Linked DNA regions of Homo sapiens: region 2 is linked to region 1. Evidence: read pairs that join two places in POLR2A ChIA-PET (ENCODE). Cell type or tissue: MCF 10A. All regions are shown on one strand. Each heading gives the region's core, and the rest is flanking DNA. Links, peaks and the distances in the headings are about the cores only. Region 1 has its middle 230 kb from the start of QKI. Region 2 has its middle 400 kb from the start of QKI.

The links. ChIA-PET counts read pairs that join two places held together with the same protein. Peaks named below come from ENCODE experiments on the same cell type or tissue, not always from the same donor. Only the 100,000 strongest peaks of a DNase experiment are listed, where the experiment ranks them.
Region 2: POLR2A ChIA-PET joins it to region 1 with 5 read pairs; 1 of 35 experiments calls an interaction of 5 or more read pairs at or near these places.

What each region holds. Positions count from the first base shown.
Region 1 is chr6:163,640,909-163,649,730 of GRCh38, forward strand. No RefSeq gene overlaps it. Among named protein-coding and RNA genes, the nearest start is that of QKI, 230 kb to the left of the region's middle. In MCF 10A, for the core only: no CTCF peak of the experiment used is centred there; a DNase peak (open chromatin) is centred at 4,903.
Region 2 is chr6:163,810,439-163,819,260 of GRCh38, forward strand. No RefSeq gene overlaps it. Among named protein-coding and RNA genes, the nearest start is that of QKI, 400 kb to the left of the region's middle. RefSeq lists an enhancer at 4,592-4,641. In MCF 10A, for the core only: no CTCF peak of the experiment used is centred there; DNase peaks (open chromatin) are centred at 4,223 and 4,483.

The DNA of each region.
Region 1 (8,822 bases), core at 207-8,206:
GCTGCCGTGAAGAAACTTCGTGACAGCGGCGGAGAGGTGGCCCAGGAGTGAGACAAGCAGGCCCCGGGCCTTGGACTCAGACATGCTGGGTCCGGTCAGGCCCGTGTGGGAACCAGTGTTTTAGGGACTGGGTACTCTCTTAGAGAAGAACTGATGCTAAAGAGTCAGGAAGACACGAGCGGGCCAAATAAAAGAGGAAGAGAGGCCCTCAGGACATCATGGCACTTACTGCTTGGATTTGTCTCCCCGTCCAGAATTTTGTGGGCTCATGTCTGAATTTTTTATTATTATTATTTTTTTTTGAGGTGGAGTCTCGCTCTGTCGCGCAGGCTGGAGTGCAGTGGCGCGATCTCGGCTCACTGCAACCTCCGCCTCCAGTGTTTATGCCATTCTCCTGCCTCAGCCTCCCGAGTAGCTGGGAGTACAGGCGCTCGCCACCACGCCCAGGTAATTTTTTTGTATTTTTAGTAGAGACGGGGTTTCACCATGTTAGCCAGGATGGTCTCGATCTCCTGACCTCGTGATCCGCCCTCCTCGGCCTCCCAAAGTGCTGGGATTACAGGTGTGAACGACTGCGCCCGGCCTCATGTCTGGTTTTTAAGAGAGAGAGAGAGAGTCAGAGAAAAGGAGGGGGGTGGAGAGAGAGAGAGAGAGAGAGAGAGAATAGAAAGAATGCTTACATGAACACACAAGAGAATGAAGTAAAAATAAAAACGCCAGTTGGTAGATTGCAAAACTCTTCTCAGTTTTGAGACTTTATTGTTCTTCCCACAGAAACCACCCTCAGGGCCCCCTTGAATCCGAGCGAACCTTGTGAAGATATGCTTCCACCAACAAGACGTGGAGAGAGTGATATTCCCTCGGCTTTCACAGGCCTGCAGCCTCTGTCTCACTCTCTTGGAAGGCTGCCCTGAGAGCGCCACGGAGAGCACTAGGCCCACCTGCGGGAGGGTGAGAGGCCGCATGAAGGGAACCTGAGGCACCCAGCCAGGACCTAGCACCCACAGCCAGGCATGCTGGTGAGGCCCACTCAGTCCTTCCCAGCCAATAGTCCAGCTCGATGCAGCTGCAGGAGCGAGCCCAGGTGAGAGCAGCTGAGGAACCACCCACCCGCCGACCCACAGAAGTGCAAACAGCCATAAACTGTGTTTAAGTCACTGAGTTTTGGGGTCATTTGTGGTGCAGCAAATGCAACGGAACCAGGCTGCTTTACTAAAGTCGCGGTAAGATCTGTTGGGATGTGTCTTGTACTACTCAGGAAGAACACAGCGTTCTCCTAAGTGCTGAGGGAACTTACTGTCCCAGCACCGGGAGCGAGAATCCTTCTCATGGAGGGAGTGTTCCTTGGGCAGTGGGTTGATGGTGGGGCTGTGTGAGTCTTTGAGAACTGCTTTGGTGCAAAAAGGGAAACCTGAGGGGCCGAGGTAGCAGCAGTTTTCACATGAGGAATTGGCAGCAGCTGGGGGTTAGGGAGGGAGCGGGAAAGACCGAGCTGAGCACCACTTTGGGAGGGGCGCCGGGTTTGCAAAAATGTCTGAAGGACTTTGGAGAGGCTCACAGTGGATTTGCTGCAATGTAAATGCCTCGGTTACACACAGAGCTGATGCGAGTGTTTGGACACCCTGGGACATCTGAACGACACACGATTTCAGTGCATTGAGGACCCCAGAGGTTCTGACTCAGGGCAGGTCTGGTGATGTTGTGGTGGAAGCTCTTTTTTCATCGCCCAAAGGAGGCTAAGTGGGCAGGAAGGGCCTCATGAGCAGGCATCCCAGTGGGGCCAACCAGAGAGCAAGGAAAACGGGGAGGGGACCCCAAAGCCCCAGCTCAGCATTCGTTAATGCTGGTGTGACGTCTCTGGAGGGTGCCTGAACTAACTGGAGATGGGGGTCACACGGGGCAGGTGGAACAGAGATCCACTCTCAAGAGGAGAAGAGAAGATAGAAAAGTAGTCCTGCAATGTGACTCCGTTCTAAACTTGGCACCAGTGAGAATGGGGGAAGCAGAGACATGCAGAGAAAGCCAGAAATGCGGGGGACCGCTCAGTACGTGTTTTTGGCTGGAGTGAATGGTGAGTGGGCTCGGGAAAAACTCCGCTGGTCTGTCAATTTCCAGGTGGAGAATTTGCAATGACTTTTCTGGCTGACTCAGCTGATCAAAGTAGGTCCACGTTGTTTTCCTTTTTTTTTTTTTCTGAGACGGAGTTTCGCTCTGTAGCCCAGGCTGGAGTGCAGTGGCACGATCTCGGCTCACTGCAAGCTCCGCCTCCCAGGTTCACGCCATTCTCCTGCCTCAGCCTCCCAAGCAGCCGGGACCATAGGCGCCCGCCACCACGCCCAACCAATTTTCTGCATTTTTAGTAGAGACAAGGTTTCACCGTGCTAGCCAGGATGGTCTTGATCTCCTGACCCCGTGATCTGCCCGCCTCGGCCTCCCAAAGTGCTGGGATTACCAGCGTGAGCCATCGCGCCAGGCCTGTTTTCCTTTAAAAAAAAAGATGTGCTCCCATTAAGTAAATAACCCCTTATTAACATTCTTCTGGGCCTGCGTGGTGGCTCACGCCTGTAATCCCAGCACTTTAGGAGGCCAAGGTGGGCGGATCACGAGGTCAGGAGATCGAGACCATCCTGGCTAACACGGTGAAACCCCGTCTCTACTAAAAATACAAAAAAAATTAGCCAGACGTGGTGGCGGGCGCCTGTAGTCCCAGCTACTCGGGAGGCTGAGGCAGGAGAATGGCGTGAACCCGGGAGGAGGAGCTTGCAGTGAGCCGAGATCGCACCACTGTGCTCCAGCCTGGGCTACACAGCGGGACTCCACCTCAAAAAAAAAAAAAAAATTCTTCTGAATAATTTCATGCATCTATATTAGTTTTCTGTTGCTGTGTACCATATCACCACACACTTAGCAGCTTAGAAAAACGTGCACTTACTGCTTCCTAGTTCGTGTGGGTCAGGAGGCTGGGTTGTGGGATACCTGGGGCCACTGCCTAGGGGCTCAGCAGGCTGAAATGAAGTTGGCTAGAGCTGGGTCTCCATGGACACTCAGGGTTCACTTCTAAGCTCGGTTTTCGCTGGTGGAATTCATTTCCTGTTGGCTGTTGGCTGGGGCTTGCTCTCAACCCATTGAGACTCCCTGTGGTTCCTTGCAAGGTGACCCCATAGGCAGCTCACAGCATGGATGTTTGCTTTGTTCCAGGCCAGGATCTGTGACCTCACCTTCTTCAGAGTCCCCTCTGATCGGGTCAGGCTCATGTGGAATAATCTCCTGATTACCAAAGACAGTAGATGGGTGTCCTACTCACAGTGGCCCCCCTCACACTCCAAGGGAGGGCACTGCAGGGTGTGTACACCAGTGGGCAGACTCTTGTGGACCATCTCCAGTCTTGCCACCCATAGTATCTCTGTGTAATTTGGTCTCAGGAAATTACTGAAGGCTCTATCCCAGCTTATTCACTCCTGTAACAAAATACCTTAGACTGGGTAATTAATAAAGAACAGAATTTTGTTTCTTACAGTTCAGGAGGCTGGGAAGTCCAAGATCAAGGTGCTGGCATTCAGTGTCTGATGAGGGGCAGAAGACAGAAGGGACAAAGAGCCTGGTGAGGCCCCACAAGCCCCTTTGTAAGGCACTAATCCCAGTCATAAGGATAGAGCCCTAGAGACCGTACCACCCCCTAATGCCTTCATCTCTTAAAACTATCACATTGGGCATGAGAGATTAACTATTTCTCACAGGCGCAGTGGCTCACACCTGTAATCCCAGCACTTTGGGAGGCTGAGGTGGGCAGATCACGAGGTCAGGAGATCGAGACCATCCTGGCCAACATGGTGAAACCCTGTCTCTACTAAAAATATAAAAATTAACTGGGTGTGGTGGCACATGCCTGTAATCCCAGCTACTCGGGAGGCTGAGGCACGAGAATCACTTGAACCTGGGAGGCGGAGGTTGCAGTGAGCTGAGATTGTGCCACTGTACTCCAGCCTGGCAACAGAGCGAGACTCCATCTCAAAAAAAAAAAAAAAATTATCACATTGGGGTTTAAATTCCAACATAACATATACTTTGAGGGGGCACATTCAGACCATGGCAGGTGTCACTACAGGTTGCATTTTATTTCCTACCTTTCTCATGACAGACCTCAGAAGGACCTACACTCCCATATGACCTAGTGGCCTCTGATGTTCTCCTCACTCTGGCCACTTTGATGGTTCAAGGTCAGCCTGCTTCTCTGACTTCAAGGTTGAGGGTCTGGAGCTGACCTTCTCCAGATAAAATGGGGGAAAGGCAGAAAGTATTTTCTCTGTACTTTGGTTCTACAGAATTTACTTCTTGACTCCACAGAGTTGAAAGAGAAAAACTGGAGCAAATGAAGAGAACCAGGGAAAATAACCTATCAGCGCCCTGTACTCGGAAGTCATGCTTCAAGCGACAGGAAGGGACTACCTGCCATCGAGAGTGGTCACAGAGAACGTGTTCACCAGATCCATGCTCACCTTTCATGCCAACCCGGCTTCATGGGGAAATTAGTTTGGTAGGATTACCGTGTCAGAGCTGGTACATGCTAACGTGGGAACCCAAATATGAGTGGGTTTACATCTTGTTAGGTTCTCCTGAGATCTCTAGATGATATTTTTTATCTTTTTTTTCCCTTTGTTCCTAAGTGTGCTGAGCTTATTTCAAGCACAGTCAATTCAAAATCAACCTCTGCTGTATTTCTGCAGCCGGGGCTCGGAGCACTGAGGTGATTCAATGCAGTAATTAACGTCAAACACGAAACAATCAGTGTGTGTGGGTGATCACGTCTAAACAACTCAAAAAGAAAGACCCGGTGTGTTTGGCATGTTTAGATACAGACTCTCACCTCGTTTGCCTTCACGGATTCCAGGTTGGATTGTAGATGATGAATAATGAGCACATTACTCATGCCCTGAAAGCATGACATTGGCAAATCACATCGTTGTTGCAGTCTTAAGAAATACTGCATGATTCTGTTTTGACATATTTTATTTTCGGGAAGGAGAGCAGTTATCTATATGGGCTCACCTCAAAGTGCCTACAACTGATGGAGCATTATCATATTCCATAAATAATTTGGGCACGAATGTCATTATAGGTATAAATCAAAAGGACAACTTTTGCTTCCAGATTTGCCTGTGTTTGTAAATTTATATTGTATTCAGTAAGGAAGGAGGTAACCTGCAGAGCTGTTCAAATGGCTTAAAGCTCACTAGCTGTTGGGAGCCAGGCAGCAAAACTAAGAAGCTGTAGCTTTATTGGCTGGTGTTAAAAAGAACTGACGCTTATGAAGTAGATGGGAGAGGAAGCCATTGTAGAAGCTGGCTATGGTCCAGAGCTGCGGTTCTCAAACCTGCGCGGGCATCGGAGTCACCGGCAGACTTGCTGAACACAGGTTGCTGGGCTCCACCCCAGACTTTCTGGTTCACTGCATTTCTGACCAGGCCGATGTGATGCCGAGCCCACATTCACAACCCTTCACCAGAGATCAAAGTGTTCCTCATGGGAAGAAAGTTGGACTTTGCTTTAGGGAAGCACTTTGATGAGACCCTTCCATTGACAAGTTCAAGACTCCTCCTTAAGCTAGTTCGGATTCAAAAGCAGAATTCAAAAAGTAGTAAGGCAACGTGAAAGTGAAGTTGCCCTGTATAATAAAGCAAGGGGAGTTTTGTTGTTGGATGGTAGCTGGAGGGCAGAGATAGGACCGTGGATGATGGGGAGAAAGGTGAAAGGACCAGGGGTACACTCTATAGTAAGATGGTGGCAGACCTGGAATCCACATGGTAAGAAACTTCCTGAGGCTGGAAAGGGCCAATGAATCCCCAGAAAGAGTGGCGTCAGATGTTCAATGCGAAGTTTTCCTGAACTGTGCTGCTGTTTTTCCTGTGATCCCCAACTCTGACCTCCACCATTATCCCCAGCATTTACTAAAGATCAGGTCTATTCACTAGCCTCACTGAGTTCTTTAGGATCTTGCCACTCAGGGTGTGATCTATGGACCTACAGCAAGCTGGCCTTCCAGAGAGCTTCTCAGAAATGCAGAATCTAAGGCTCCACCCCCACCGACTGAATTGAAGTCTGGAGTTTAACAAGATCCCTGTGATGTGTTTGTGCATTTGTGTTTAAAGGAACTTTTAAGGCAGAGTTGTCCAGACTTCTATGATATCACTGTTGCCCGGGACACTTTTTAGGCATGCATATTTTGGGCCCTACTCCAGCCTTTTGAATCAGAGTTGTCCAGAGAGAGGCCTAGGAGTCTGTGTTTCTAATTCTTATGACGGAGCATGTTTGGGAGGAAACTTCTTTAAGGGAATGAAGGGGAACTGTTTTGATGCTTGGGTGGTTAAATCGAGGCAGGGACAGGAGGTCAGCCACAGGAAGCACGCAGCAGGTGGGGATGAAAGTGAACAGAGAGTAGGACTTTGTAGTAAAAGGTGACAGAAGGACATAAACCCGCTGCAGGAACCTCAGACCGCCTTGGCAGCATTAGGAAGGTCTCTGGATTTGCCCTAGACTGGTTGCTTTCAAGTGGTGGGGAGGGATTTGGCAACATCTGGAGACACTTTTGGTGGTTACAAGTGGGAGATCTCACTGGCTTCTGGTGGGTAGAAGCCAGAGATGCCGCTAAACCTCCTGCAATGCAGGACAGTCCCTCCTACAGTGGCCCCAAATCTTAGCCGTGCTGAAGTTGAGAAACCCTGGTCTAGGGCTGTGGCTTTAAGTGTGGTCCTGAACCAGCAGCATCATATTGCCTGGGAATACGGGACTTGTTAGACACGTTAGTTCAACTTTCTTCCCCTGAGGGGGCTGCATCTCAGACCTCCTGGGTCACACACCGTAGGGCCGGGGTCCAGCGATCCGTGGTTCAGCAAACACTCCAGGTGGTTCTGATGCACACTACAGTCTGAGGACAACTGCGGACGTAGGCAGAGTGGGGCTCCCATTTTTGTCCATACAAATTGCACAGCAAATGAAAGGTGGCCTAGGAGGCTCAGCACTTGAGGCTGTCTGGGTTCAGCTGCCACACCAGCCAGGGAGTCTTGTGTGACCAGCCTTGTCAGCACCCCTGTGAGAGGGGTCTGCACAAGGGCTCCATTGCGTCTCCTGGGATCCCCCGTGGAATGTGGCTTCCTGACTCCACTCAAGACCCAGGGATGTGCAAGCTTCCCGGGGGTCCCCATATTCTCTCCAAGTTTGAGGATGGCTGCCTTGTATTCTGTACTAAAACGGAGATCACTGTTTCCTCTCGTCCCATCTCTGGCTGCGAATCAATTTTTTTTTTCTGTTTTAACGCTATACTTCATATTCAATTTAACCTGATTTCATGGATGTATAGTGGTGGATATAGTTACCCTCAGGGCCATAATGTTGCCGTGTTTCTGAACGGAGCCTGCAGCGTTCTGCAGAGGTGCCTTAGGGCCCTCGCCAGGCAGTGGCTGGGCATATTTGCTCTTATGCTGTGCTGGTGTCTGCTCTTCTCCTCCCCACAACCAGACACACTCCACTTTAACTGTTGTGTGAACTGGGCTTCGGAGGGGGGGACAAAAAAGCTTTCTTCTGCTGAAAAAGGATAGCACTTCCCAACTTTTTTTTTTTTTTTTTTTGAGACAGAGTCTCTCTCTGTTGCCCAGGCTGGAGTGCAGTGGTGCGATCTTGGCTCATGGCAACCTCCGCCTCCTGGGTTCAAGTGATTCTCCTGCCTCAGCCTCCCGAGTAGCTGGGATTACAGGCACATGCCACTGCACCCAGCTAACTTTTGTATATTTAGTAGAGATGGGGTTTCACTGTGTTGGCCAAGCTGGTCTTGAACTCCTGACCTCAAGTGATTTGCCTGCCTCGGCCTCCCAAAGTGCTGGGATTACAGGCGGGAGGCACTGCGCCTGGCCTTCCCAACTTTTTTCTTGTCGGGGCACACACAGAGAACGGAGCTATTTATGCAGACGGGGATAAGCCACGGGCTTTGGAGCCTTTGAACAAACTCCTTGGAGGCTGGAAGGTGTGCGTTCAGCCCCACCAGCACTCGGTGTCCGGCATCCTGGCAGAATCCTGAGCCCCGCATGCTGGCCAGGAACACCCTGTACCGTCTGATTCCTACCATGACCCTGTGTGTGTGAAAGAATGAGGATCTGTCCTTGTGAGGACATCACCAAGGACACCTGCCTGTGGGCTGGGCACCCTGGGTGTTCCCAGTAGTGTTGACAGCTCTGGATGGCTCTGGGTGGCCCAGCCTCAGAGCCTTGCCTCGCTCCTTGTTAATTTAACAATTGTCCATGGAACATCTCCTGTGTGATGGATGCTTGGCAGATCAGCTGACTTCTGGTGGCTCTGCAGCAAGGCTGTTCAGGGTGTCGTGTGGGCATCATCTCCACTCCACTAAAGAGCAGCTAAAGCCCGAAGAGATGAAATGACTTGCCTCAGGTTACTGGCTCCAAGCTCAGCAAGATGTGCAATCTAGACTCTGCCTAGAACTCCACCTGAACCCCACCATCTCTGCAAGTGCAATGACAGGTCAGGCTGTGATGTCCGTTGGCTGTAGTGAGGACCGAGTCTCTGTTCCCAACTCCATCAGTGTGGTGTCAACCCCCAGGGCTAATTCAATTCGTTTAAGTGAATATATCTGAGTGCTGACTGTGTGCACAGCACTGTAGCAGGAGTGACACACTCTCAGTAGCCATTTATTTGAACAGGTAGAAGACTTGTCAGTCTGTCTTCTAGTTGTAGTCTTTTTCTTTTGAGACACAGTCTCATTCTATAGCCCAGGCTAGAGTGCAGTGGTATGATCTCGGCTCATTGCAGCCTCTGTC
Region 2 (8,822 bases), core at 239-8,238, 170 kb after region 1:
TCACACACACACACACACACGCAACCCGAGTGATTTGTTGTTTTGTGTGCTGTTGTGCCGGCAGGCAATGCTGTCCGTGCTCTACTCAACAGTCTGCTTTCCTCCAAAGCTGAAACCCTAGAGCAGTTGATCTAATGTGTCTTGCACTAGGGCAGGCATTTATGAGGATGTGGAGCGACACATTTGCTGTCATGGCTTTCTCATGTGTATTTATCACCACCTCATTACTGAGGTGCTCAGAGTTAAATCTCAAGAGCAGAGTAGAATCCAGAACATGGTATTTAAACCAGAGGATCAACCTGGTTGGTTGTCCTTAATTCTTGGAATTTAAGCAAGAGAAAGAATTTTAAATGAGAAAAAGGACAAAGGGCTTTAACACCATTTAAGAGAATGGGGATTCTGACATTTGGGTTCCTATTGTACATTAAACTTTCTCCATTACTGCCTTGGGGAAATGGAAATTGCTGTAATTGGGGGTAATAGATACAATAAAGTGTGCAAATTTTACCCAACACATAAACAAACAAAGCCATTATGGTAATTCAAGTCTACATTTTATTTTCCTATTCTCTGCATTCCTGAATAAAAGCAAGGAGTTGCCCCATGACTTTGACATTTAATATTAGGCTGATCTTTTCAGGCCATTTTCTTCCCACATATCTATACACACACACACACACACACACACACACACACACACACTTTTTTGTATTATTCTGCAGTCCTCACAGTCATAGTTAAAGGTTTGGGATGGAGTCCCAGAGCTATGCTAGTTCAAGCCCCTGCCTCAAGCAATGCTAGCCAGCTGAATCGTAAAGATGGCAATAAATCCTATTAGTGCAGATTTCAAGGACTTATAACTTCTCTTGGTGGCCTGTGTTTGCATTTAATCATTTAGACAAGCATTTTTCTAATAGCTGAGCAAATTTTCTTTGTATTTGATGCAGAGGTACATTATTTAGGGTCTTTATTTAAACATAATTAATTGAAATAAATTTTACTTTGAGGAATAGTAGTTCTCAGAATTCTTCAGCTTGCCTGCAGATAAGCTTGGTAGACTGCAGCTGCTACATGGAGCCCGGCTGCCCCTAGCAGTACATGACCTTGCCATCTTTGCCAGGCATATTTCTGCTGTAGCCTCCAGTTTCTTACAGAAATAAGACTGCATTATATGTTTTATTGGTTTATTCTTTTAGTGTTGTGTCTTGAATCTTTAGTTCTCTTATTATTTTTTCTCTGTCTTTTTAATATTTGCTTAGTTCAGTCCTTGGCAAAAAAAAAAAAAGCCATTCAATAAATATTTGTGGAATGGAAAAATGAGTATACCTCAGATGTTTTGCTGAAATAGAGTTATATTACTTTAGGGTATATCAGATAGGTTCCTTTGCTGTAGGACCTTTCAGAGTCTAAAATGTTATGTATCTTGTGTGGATAAAAGGGAGATAGAATTTTGTGAAGTTTGTTTTCTCTGAATATAATTGGTTCTTAAAATGGTGTGTGATGGTTGATTTTATGTGTCAACTTGAGTGGGCTAAGGGTTGCCCACATAGCTGGTAAAACATGATTTCTAGGTGGGTCTGCAAGGATGTTTCCAAAAGAGATCAGCATTTGAATCAGTAGACTGAATAAAGACCACCCTCTTCAATGTGAAGGGCATCACACATTGCAAATGGCCTGGATAAAACGGGCCAGGCATTCCACTTGGCTGAGTTATACCACTGACTTCCTGGTTCTCCAGCTTGCAGTTGGGATATGGTGGGACTTCTCTGCCTCCACAATCATGTGGGCCAATTCCCCACAATAAATCCCCTCTTATATATATCCTCTAAATATATCCTATTGGTCCTTTCTCTCTGGAGAACCCTGACTAACACAGAGTGCTTGGCATATAGTAATGAGTGTGTGTGTGTGTTGTTATTTATATTGTTATTATTGTTTTTGTTACTGCATTTGTCTTTGCAACCCTTTTTCATGGGATTTCTTAGTACTAGAGTTTCAGTAGAACACACTTTTGGGAAAGGCTAACATATTCTCATCCTATGTTAGGAAGATTCATTGATTTATATTACATTAATGTGTAATAATTCACTGGGGCTTGTCTGACGTTTATCATTGTGTTATCTATAACAATGCAGTTTGTTAGGAAATCAATTTGACAAAACAAACTTCAAGGGGAATGCTTAATTTCAAGTGAACGAAGTCCTCAGAACACGCACAAGCACTTTTGAAGCACCGATTTATTTTCTTATAAGTGTTGATGAGCCAGTGACTTCTAAGAAGACCATCTTGGACCTGTTCCTGGCAACATTTTATGATTTTGTTTCATTTTATGTGTTTTCAATTAAAGACACTGCATTTGTCATCTTTCCTTGTCAGTCAGAACTAGTTGCTGATTAGTTAGATGCAGCACTCTAGAATGTTTCTTTGTACACTGACTTGTGTCAGTGACATATCACTGACATGTTTTTATTGATGTCCCCACCCAAATTTCATGTTGAACTGTAATCCCCAGTGTTGGAGGTGGGGCCTGGTGGGAGGTGTTTGGATCCTGGGAAATTTCGCCCTTGGTTGTGATGGTGAGTTCTTGTGAGATCTGGTTGTTGAAAAGGGAAGCAGCTCCTCCCCAACTCTTTCTCCTACTCCTGCCATGTAAGACACCTGTTCCCCCTTTGCCTTCTGTCATGAGTAAAAGCTCATGAGGCCTCCCCAGACGCAGAAGCCACTATGCTTCCTGTACAGCCTGCAGAATCACGAGCCAATTAAACCTCTCTTCTTTATAAATTACCCAGTCTTAGATATTTCTTTATAGCAATGCAAAAATGGACTAATACAGTCAGGATGAAATTCCATCATGGTTTTAGAGCTGATTTATCATGTTTATCAAGGTCCCTTTGGATTATTTCTGTGTTCTAAGATGTGGCGAGCTTATTGTCTTCTGTAAGCATGGTGGCTACCATCCATTCAGATAAGAGTTCGTGGTGAGAGTGATCAGTTGCCTTCCTTCCTTCACTCCACTGAATGTCATTACTTGCAGTATCCCTATGGTTTTACAGGAGGCTTAATTGTGCCTTAAAATTGCCTTTCCCTTTTGCTTCCAAAATTAACATCCTTACTGAAGCATGGGTAGATTGTGCCCCTTGCTTAACCAGTCTCTCTGAGGCCTGTCATTGTCAAAGAAGAAGCTAGAATGCATCTGTCAGGACTTTGTTACTTGCATTTACAAAGGAACTCTTATTTGGAATAAATTCTGAGCATCAGACTTTCATTGACGGGGCCGGGTGAGGTGGCTCATGCCTGTAATCCCAGCACTTTTGGAGGCCAAGGTGGGAAGATTGCTTGAGGTCAGGAGTTGAGACCAGCCTGGCCAACATGATGAAACGCTGTCTCTACTAAAAATACAAAAATAAGCCAGGTGTGGTGGCTCACAACTGTAATCCAGCTACTCGGGAGGCTGAGGCTGGAGAATTGTTGGGACTCGGGAGGCAGAGGTTGCAGTGAGCTGAGATCGCACCACTACACTCTGGCTTGGGCAACAAAGCGAGACTCCATCTCAAAAAACAAACAACAACAACAACAAAAAACACACAACCCCCCACCCCCCAAAAAAAACCCAAAAAACTTTCATTGACTGGTCTGCAGTTACCAAGGTAGTTCTCCGCCCCCACTTTCCTCCCTTCCCCACCACTTTCTCTTTCTTCTCTTTCTTCTTTTCTGTTTTCTTTCTACCCTCTCTTCCTTCCTTCCTTGCTACCTAACTTCCCTCCCTTTTCCTGTGAGTACTCTGTCTATTTCCAGCCCTCAGGGACTTTCCTTGTCTTCCATGTCAAGTATAACAGTGGCAGATCTTCAGTAGCTCTTGCCGATTTGCCAACAGGATGTGAAACTTTCTAGCTGGCCTCTGCTGTGCTCACCAACCTGGCCAGAAGGGACAGCTTTTTATACTCTGGGTTTATGTCTCGAAGCCCCAAGAAAAATTAGAAATTCATAAACACATGATAAGTAGAATTTTATCACTGATTTTTCTGTTGTCAAATTTGAACAACTGATTTAAAGTTCAGTTTATTATAGCTTGAGAGGAGTTGGAAAAGCATTCGAGACAAATATTTTTGGGCTCAGAACACGTGTGAGGTCACTTTGCCCTCGTAGAAGTCTCCTAGTGGTGATGTTGAATGGTGATACGAGATGGAAATCTGGAGTCTATTCCTGGAACCTCCTCTGACTCATCCCGTTATCCGGGGACGATTATTTCATCATTACTCTTGCATCTGAAGGATGTGGATGTATATTAATGCTCTAACCTTCACGCATCCTTGAATCCTGAGTAGTCTGCTGGAGTCTGTCCTGCAGCAGCTTCCTGGAAGAGTGGCCAGCCCGCTGCGTGGAGGGACTTGGAGGGGTCAAGGTCTCAGCAGCAGGGCCTGGGGTGACTGCAGAGGCCAGAGATGCTCTTCAGGCTGTGCCTGAGGCATGGAACGGTCTGCAATGCCTCCTGAGCTTAGGTCTGGGCATGTGCCAAGTGACTAATCGTATGATTTTTATAACAGTTTAGAGGTTCTAAGGACATATGCATGTTAAAACCTTTACAAGATAATAGTTTCCTTTGATTTAAAGAAATATTGGTGTGGGGGAGCTGGCAAGAGGGAGAGGAAGGAACCACAGAAGCCCTTTCTAGACAGACCATCAGTGACAGAAGACTAGTACACACGCTCAGATATTTGAGATCAGCCAAGCGAAGCATGACTGAATTTCCTGATGCAAAGTTCTGGTGTTTTGTTAGGGGTAGCTTTTTGCATTCGGTATGAGTCTGGCTGTGTTGAACCCTGCGGATGAGAATACTGGCAGTCACTGCAGAGGCAATGAGGAGAGGGCTCTTTGGAAACATTCAACATGTAAGGAATGTGGTCCCCCACTTCCGCAGGTCCCCCACATTCCTTCCAACATTTAAGTGGAAGGGGTGGGGACAGGCCAGTGGCCATTTGTCCTGTCGCATATGACCCTTTGACAGTGAGTGGCCTCTGTGTTATGTAGCATGTTTACAACTAAAACACTAAATGATGGTGATAGAAAATACCAGAATGTAATGTAACTTCAAGATATATGAGCAGACCGTACACCATTGATTCTATGGAATGAACAATCTTATGATGCTTAAAAAAAGTTCATGATTTTAAAATGGCTCTTTATCTTTCTATTTAATCTGTTTGATTAAAAATGAAAGAGAGGGATAAAATAACGATTTGTTATTTTTCTTGTATTTTGAGAAGAAATGATAGAGCATAAGTCTGGAACTGAATCCTTATTGAAGGGATAAGGAGAGAGGATTCATCTCCAGGGTCCAAGTACTTATTCTCAGCAAATGATGTATTATAATTAAGCACTAATCTAAGAGGACCTAGAGTTCACAATGATTTCCCCAATTAATTCTGATTAGCATGTGAAGACAATAAGGGCAGGAATCATTATCCCACTCACCCAGCACAGAGAGGCTGCTCTCCGCCCAAGTCACACAGTGTCACCCATGAACCTTCCCCAGGCTCTCTGTGCTGCCTCCTTCTCCAGCAGCCATCAGTGCTTGAAGAAATGCAAAGACTGGTGGTTCCCGCTTGGGGAAGTGGTTCACCTTGCACAAGGTGGATAGTAGAACTGAGAAATGGACAGTGCCAGAAATCCCTAGAAATCTTTGTTGTTCCTTCTTTCTGATGCCTTGTCTTGGAGGTTTAATAACAGTGGCTGATATTTGTTGAAGTCTCACTGTGTACAAGTGCTTGGAAACACACAGTATATACATCCAAGTCACATAGTCCTACGACACTGGCATTGAAAGTCCATGTGGTTGGTATACATCCTAGCAGGTACATGTGGGGACTAGGAAACAGACCACTTGGATTCAAATTCCAGCTCCATCATCTGTGAGCTGTGTGACCTTGGACATGTTTCTTAACCTCTCGGAGTCCTAGGTCCTCATCTCTAAAATGGGGATAATAGGAGTTTTCTGTCTCATAGGGCTGTTATAATGATAAAATTATATGACAAACATCAAGGGCTTAGCTTACTATTTGGCATTCAGTAACTGTTTCTAATATGAACTAATAGTATGCCTCTTACTGAGCTTCCAAGTATGAGTTCAGAGATGAACAAGACTGCAATTCTGGCACCCTGACAGCTCAGCCAGCTTCTCTTCTGGGGCGGGGAGGGGGGGCGGTTGTAGACTGGCCTCAGCTGATTTAAATTTGTTGCTCTGGGGTTTAACCTAGGTGGAGGCAGTTCTGTGAGCATTTTCCAACCATTTGAAGTGTCTAAGACATCTATAGGACACCTGGCAATAGATGAAGCTCACATGGTTTAGGACAAGTTGGGTGTGAGTTGGTATGGATTATATCTGGAGTGATCAACTTTTGCTGGAACTAGACCTGGTTTAGGAGCTTAGGATAAAGATGGACAAGGTGCCATTTATACAGACGTTGGCTTGCCACTGTCTGGGCCCATCAGTTCCACATGTGTGCATGTGATTTATAGGTCTGGAATGCAATCAGCGTTTGTTAGAGCAAATAACATCCATTTCAATTTCTGCTGTGGAATGACCTTCTGTTGTACTGACAGATGCTGCCCTGAGCCTGGGCTCATATATTTCCCAGGTACCCCTGGAAATTCATGCATCTTAACATTGATGACTGGGAATGTGTAAAAAGTGGACAGTAATGAATGTTCACAATGTACCTGTTTTATGGAGGCAATTTCTACTTTAGTTGAGTTACCTTCAGAGGCTTTTAAAGTTGAGCAAAAGTACAAAATCCTATGAGCTCTGAGACAAATAGGTGTACTAATCGTATTAGTCCATTTTCATGCTGCTGATAAAGACATACCTGAGACTGGAAAGAAAAAGAGGTTTAATTGGACTTACAGTTCCACATGGCTGGAGAGGCCTCAGAATCATGGCGGGAGGTGAAAGGCACTTCTTACATGATGGGGGCAAGAGAAAAATGAGGAGGAAGCAATAAACCCTTCAGATCTCGTGAGACTTACTCACTATCACGAGAATAGCACAGGAAACACCAGCCCCCCATGATTCAATTACCTGTCTTTGGGTCCCTCCCACAACACATGGGAATTCTAGGAGATAGAATTCAAGTTGGGGTTTGGGTGGGGACACAGCCAAACCATGTCACTAATTTAATATTTTTTCCCATTCAGATATTCTGATTATAAAACAAAGGCATACCCACTGAAGAACATTTAGGAAAAAATAGAATTATAAAAAGAATAAATTAAATTCTAATTTTGCTATGAAGAGGTAATCACTGTCAATTTTTAGATGAGTTTCTTCAAATGTTACTTTTAATGGATGAATATACATTTATTTGTGAGTAAAACAGGGATTATGCAATGTGAAGAAATTTGCATCTTGATTTTATGCTTAGCACATATTGTAAACATGTCCCATGTTATTCAGTAATCTCCAGAAACATGATATTGATGCCGCCTGACATGCCATGGTCTATTTAAATGTGAGTTATAAAACCATTGATCTAATATTAAATGATATGTTTCTTGAAAATTTTCACTATTATAAGTAATAGTGAAAATGAGCATCCTCATTTTCCTGCACTAAATACACTTCTAGGAACCTATATTCAGAGTCCAAAGATTTGCAGAAAAGGATGCTCATTGCCACAATGAAAATGTGGCAGTGAGGATGCTCTTCTGTACATCTTTGATTGGACCGTGAGCACAGGTTCCTAGAAGTGTCTTTAGTGCAGCTAAGGGCATATACACTTCAGAGACATTAACACAGTATTTCCAAGGTTGTTCTCCCAAATTTCCTGGGTTAACTTCCCACATCAGTGCATGGCGGTGGCTGTTTCTCCGCACCCCACCAGCACTGAGAATGCTCATGTGTAGTGCTCTGTGTTCTACTATTTTTGTTCTGTCCTGTGCAGATTTCTAATATTTATCTTCAGTTGCTATTGTTAATCTTTAAAATTGACGTTTCTCATTATACAAATGTTAACCACACTGAAATATACAAAGTGAAAAGGAAGACTCCCCTCTCCTTCTCACCACCCAAAGACAGCTGCAGTTAATAGATGTGCACCTTTCCAATCCCTTCTCCCCTCTGTAAAATCTTACATAGGCGCAGGCAAATGTAAATATGTATAATAAAATTAGAATCTTATGCATCCACTATATCATCCATTTGCTTTTTTCCATTTAAAATACAGGCATTTTTCTATGTCAGTATGTTTAAAGAGTATTTCTTTATGTAGATGTAAAATGATTTACTTCATTACTGTCTTACAAAAGATGAGGCAATGAACATGCATATACATTCATTTTGACTGGTTATTGTGCCTATTTTTGCAGAATAAATTTCAAATGGAATTGTCTATCTAATTGCTTCAACAGCTGTCTCCAAACTGACTCCAAAAAATATTGGGCTAATTTATGCTTCTGTCAAAAGTGCATGAAAGTGCTCATTTCCCCACATCTGCATGAGCAATGGGTATTACTGACATTTTAATTTTTTTCACTCTGTTGGGTGAAAAGATTATCTCATTATTGTTTTAATTTGAGTTTCTTGGTTTTCTTATAATTATTCTTTCTCCTTTTTCTATCAGAAATGGTTATGAATTGTGATATACATTTCTGTTTTATCCACTGTATTTGGATGGAGAGAAATGTATAAAAACGTTCTAATAGTTTTGATTTTAAGATAAAAAAGCTGGCCAGGCGTGGTGGCTCATGCCTGTAGTTCCAGCAATTTGAGAGGCCAAGGTGGGTGGATAACCTGTGCTCAGGAGTTTGAGACCAGCCTGGCCAACATG